2 separate regions of the Homo sapiens genome follow, and region 1 is linked to region 2. The links are chromatin loops, found by intact Hi-C in ENCODE. Cell type or tissue: sigmoid colon. All regions are shown on one strand. Region 1 overlaps SIRPA (signal regulatory protein alpha). Region 2 has its middle 51 kb from the start of SIRPA.

Evidence for each region. Hi-C counts contacts between places; a loop is a spot of excess contacts. Peaks named below come from ENCODE experiments on the same cell type or tissue, not always from the same donor. Only the 100,000 strongest peaks of a DNase experiment are listed, where the experiment ranks them.
Region 1: a loop joins it to region 2, with 7 times the contacts of the local background. A loop is called at or near these places in 2 of 110 quality-filtered maps.

The regions. Positions count from the first base shown.
Region 1 is chr20:1,932,583-1,935,082 of GRCh38, reverse strand. It overlaps SIRPA (signal regulatory protein alpha), which reads right to left. Exons shown (of 8, transcript NM_001040023.2): 7 at 329-368. Among named protein-coding and RNA genes, the nearest start is that of PDYN-AS1, 13 kb to the left of the region's middle. In sigmoid colon, no CTCF peak of the experiment used is centred here; DNase peaks (open chromatin) are centred at 132 and 1,492.
Region 2 is chr20:1,843,578-1,846,077 of GRCh38, reverse strand. No RefSeq gene overlaps it. Among named protein-coding and RNA genes, the nearest start is that of SIRPA, 51 kb to the left of the region's middle. In sigmoid colon, no CTCF peak of the experiment used is centred here; a DNase peak (open chromatin) is centred at 1,197; H3K27ac peaks cover 915 bases.

The DNA.
Region 1 (2,500 bases), 89 kb before region 2:
GGCAAATGTAGAGAGATGGGAAGGCACGATCCACACTAAGGGAGCTGCAGCCTGACTCCAGGGCACCATTTTCATAGGACGGATTGTGAATGGTGCCCCTGGGGAGTTGTGCAATGGGTCGCACTGAGTCATGAGGCTGCAACAGCCACTCTTGGCTGCAGTAGAGAGAAGGAATATGCACAGGACATGGGGAAAGCTAGGAGTGTAAGATCCTCCACCCTCCACCCCACAAGGAGTCTTAATTTAGAACCAGATCTGCAATTCCGGTTGATGTGAAGCAACCACGCCACGGAGTTTCCCAGGAAGGGCATCTCACCAAGGACTGTACCTGTGTTATTTCTCTGGCATTCTTCTCGGGCTCATGCAACCTAAAAAGGAAAGAGACACACAGATAAAAATACCCTCACTATCTCAAGTGCTCATGCAAACTGATAAGAATAACATTTAGGCTCCATTTTCTATATGGGTTGAGGACATGAACGAAGGACTCATAACAGAAATACAACTGCATATCAAATGTTTGGACAAAGGGGTCAATCTCACTAAAAAGGAATTCTAAGCAATGCACTATCATTTTTTTAACCTACTCTATTGGCAAGGATCTTTAAAAATTATAATACTTGGTGCTGGGGAAGCTATGGTGAAATGAACTGGAGCTTTCATACGTCACTGGTGGGAGAGGCAAACCAGTACAATCCTTTTGGGAAGCAGCTGGCAAAATCAAGAGCTTGGAAGATGTCCTCATCCTTTGACTCATAATTGCACTTTTTTTTGGGGGAATTCAAAATATAGAAAAAGCTTTCAACACAAAGGCATTTGTCAAGGGCTGGATGGGGGAGGAGGTTTATGTCTTAGGGCTCTGCCAATTGGGACTGGTTAGGGAAATTAGGATAAATCCACAGATAAAGATTTAAAAGGTTTATGAGGAGGTTTTTTTTTTAAGTTAAAATTGCTTACATTAAAATGATAAGTGAAAAAGGAAAATTCTCTGTAGGATTATCTCAATTATGAAAAATGTGTGGATAACACTGGAAGGAAACATAGCAAAATGCAAACTGCAGTGGTCTTTGCATGGTATTTTTTTTCTCCTTTTTAGTTTCCCATATTCTCCAAATGTTCTGTATTATAAACATCTATGTATCATCATTAAAGAAAGAAAAGAAAAAGACCAAGATGTCCAAGTTAATCAAAGAAGTTGTTCGTGCACTTGCTTCTGTAATTGGAGGTCATGACTTGACTCACTGGAGGGTCACGGTCAAGGTGATGAGCAAACCAGAGCCACTGGCTTGGCAGAAGTTGTGTAAATTCTCAAGCCGGCAACCCCGGGGATGTTAGCATGGATAATGTCAGAAATGAGCAGTGGGGCTTGGCAGCAGGGTTATTAATGGATTTGGCATGAGTGCTTGGCTCTGAAAGCAGTTCTGAGACATGACAAGCCCCACGTGGCCACAGAAAGAACCCTCCAGGAGCAGGGGCACGTCTGCTGGGGAAGATCACGCAGATCTGTCCCCACACTACTGGCCTCCAGCCCTCCTGGAGCTTCCCACTGGCTGGCTGGTTCAAGTCCAACTCATCGCCCTGCTCAGAGTCCCACGTGGTCTGACGTGCTGCCTCCAGGCTAATTCACTGCCCTGCCCTCATGTACCCACTCATCTGCCCACCAGATATTTCGGGGGGGGGGTGGCATTTGATGTTATGTACTTCATGCTTCAATAGCAGCCTCGAAGGACCCCTTTGATCATTTTTCCTCTTGGCTAACTTTCCTGTTTCCTTCAAGACTCAACTATGGTGTCACCTTGTGATGGCTCTGCTGACAGTGCTGCGCTGGCTGGGCTGCCCCTCCATGACAATCTCAGATCTCCTGTCTATCTGCATATCTGGTTTCTATTGCTGTCTGCCTGCCTGCCTGCCATGCTTCCTCACCACATGTGCTCAAAAACAGTGACTTGGAATGAATGCCAGTCAGGCTGCCCCAGGGCCTTTGCATGCTCCATGCTGCTGCCTCTTAATCTGCTTTAATCCTTTTCTTCCTTCAGATGCTATTTTTAAACAGCCTTTTCTTGGGGAAATATTCACTGAACCCCCAAACTCCATTCTCAAAACATTGGGTTCTTCTCTTTCAAAGCAATTTCAGACAATAACCAATTATCATTTTCCCCATATCTGTGTCTCCCCTGGATTTTCCTATTTCAGTGAATAGCTCTACCATCGGTCATCCTGTGCTCAGGCTGGAGAAGTGGGAGTCAGTCCTGATTCTTCTCTCTCTTCCTTTACAGCTCTCATCTAATCCAACCTAGGGCTCGTCGGCTCCACCTCCAAAATATCCATCAAAGCCAGCCACCCCATCCTCTCCACCATCCGAACTCCCCTGATTCCTGAAGAACCTCCTCCTTGATCTCCCCACCTCTATTCCTGCTTCCCTGCCCTCCATTCTCCCTATCTGAAATGCATAAGTGATGTCATGTTACTTTTCTGCTCAGAATGCTCAACCCCTCTATAA
Region 2 (2,500 bases):
CTCTCTTGGATCCCCCAATCCCGAGGGGCATCAGGCGTGTAAACCCAATCCCTGTGATCAGGGATAGAGATGGCACAGGCCGGGGACAGCCTGGAAGAGGGGCACTTCCTTTGCCTGCCTGTCTAGCCACTTGGCCGATCAGAGGGACAAAGTCACTGGGCTGTGAAAAGTCCAGCTGGCCAGGCCATGGCAGGAGCCCCCTCCTGCTGGCCCTTCCTCCAGTCCCCACCCCAGCCAGCCACATTTGCTCTTGTCAGGCAGAGGAGGCTGGGCACTGCACATGCGGGGCTAAGACTGAGGTTGTGCACACAGAGACGTAGGTAAGGTGTGAACTTAGGCATGCCAACTTGCATGCTACGAGGCATATCAGCTGGGGCAAGTGTGCTCAGTCAGCCAGATAGACCCAGACAGACACATGCACGCAGAAAGAGCCCTAACATCACAACGGCTCACACATGGCTCCTAGTATGTGCCAGGCATCAATCCGAGCATTCCACATATATTCATTTGTTTGATCCTCACAACAACCTTATAAGGTATGTTTTATTAATATGCCCATTTTACTGATAAGGAAAGTGAAGCAGAGAGGGGGTTGAGTAATTTGCTCAAGGTCATACCCAGTAAGTGGCAGACCTAGATTCCAACCCAGGGAGTCAGGCTACAGAGACAGAACTCTTAACAGCTGTGCAGATCCATGAAACACATGCACAATGACACACACTCATTTTGGACATGCAGACATGGATACATGCCTCCTGATGAACATGGATACCTTCCCAGGTATGTATAAACACAAAGACAAGACGATGTATAAACACAAAGGGATGTATAAACACAAAGACAAGGGATGTATAAACACAGAGATGTATAAACACAAAGACAAGATGAAGATGCCCATGCACACTTGCATTCACACAGTTGGGGAGGGCTAAGTAAACCACTGTTTAACTTGTGGGCAGCAGACTCAAGACCCCTATGCAGCCATAAACACTCAGGCAGACACACTCAGAGGTAGGAATGCACATGCTGTGTGTACACGTGCTAAGACTCCTTCCACAACCAACACACAGAGAAACGGAAAACAGCAATCACGATGGATTCTTATAGTATCTGCTCAGGCTCTTAGCTGACTTCTCAGTTTCCCTTCCTCTCTACGGCAGCAGCAGCCCCAGAAGGGTGGGGGCTTCCCCCATGTGATTCCCCAACGTGTTTGGCGCAATGCCTGGTAATAACATACGCTCACCCTTTCTGGCTTTCCTCACTAGAAAGAGTGTCAGGCCCTTTGCAGTTAAAAGCTTCACTTTACAGTCAGACAGGCCCAAGATATTGCTCTCAGCTGCCCTACTTGTGAGGCAAGGGATTTCACCATTCCAAGCCCACCACTCTCCCCCTAGAACGTGTCCTAGCCACGGTGGCCATTGCTCCTGTACACCAGGGATGTGCCCACCTCAGGGACTTTGCACTTGCCTTTGCCTGGATAAATCCCTGGCTAAGTACGTTTTGTGTTGCTATAGCACTATACCACAGAATGGGTAATTTATAAAGAATGGAAATTTTCTTTGGCTCATGGGTTGGAGGCTGGGAAGTCCAAAATCCAGGGGGGCTGCATCTGGTAAGGGCCTTCTTGCTCCATCATCCCATGGCAGAAGGTGGAAGGACAAAGGGGTTGGGAAAGAAAGAGAGAGAAGAAGGGAGTCATACTCATCCTTTTATTAGGAATGCACTCTCTCTTTCTTTTCTTTTCTTGTCTTTTTTTTTTTTGGAGATAGAGTCTCACTCGGCCGCCCAGGCTGGAATGCAGTGGTGCAATCTCGCTCACTGCAACCTCCACTTTCCAGGTTCAAGTGATTCTTCTGCCTCAGCCTCCTGGGATTATAGGCACCTGACACCACATCCAGCTAATTTTTGTATTTTTAGTAGAGACAGAATTTTGCCATGTTTGGCCAGGCTGGTCTTAAACTCCTGACCTCAGGTGATCCGCCTGCCTCAGCTTCCCAAAGTGCTGAAATTACAGATGTGAGCCACCACGCCTGGCCTAGGAACCCACTCTGTCAGTAACCCACTCCTGTGATAACAGCGTCAATTCATTCATGAAGGCAGAGTCCTCATGACCTGATCATGTCTTTAAAGTGCCCCTCTTAACACTGTTGCATTGAGGATTATGTTTCCAACACATGAGCTTTAGGGGACACAGTAAAATCAGAGCACCCCTTCACCTCCTTTAGGTCTTAAATGTCACCTTCCCAGTGAGGGCTTTCCTGGTGTCGCTGTTAAATTGCAAACCTCCACTCACCTCCCTTGCTCTCTCTACTCTCGCCCCTTCACTCTGTACACTTCTCCATTCTGTTCCCTGCCCCAACAGACTTGTTTTAATTATTTATTTATTGTTCATCTGCCCCACTGAAGTGTAAGCTCCATGAGAGCAGGATTGCTTCTTCACTCTGGTGTCTCCCGAGCCCAGAACCATGCCTGGTGTGTAGCAGGAGCTCGGTGACTCTGG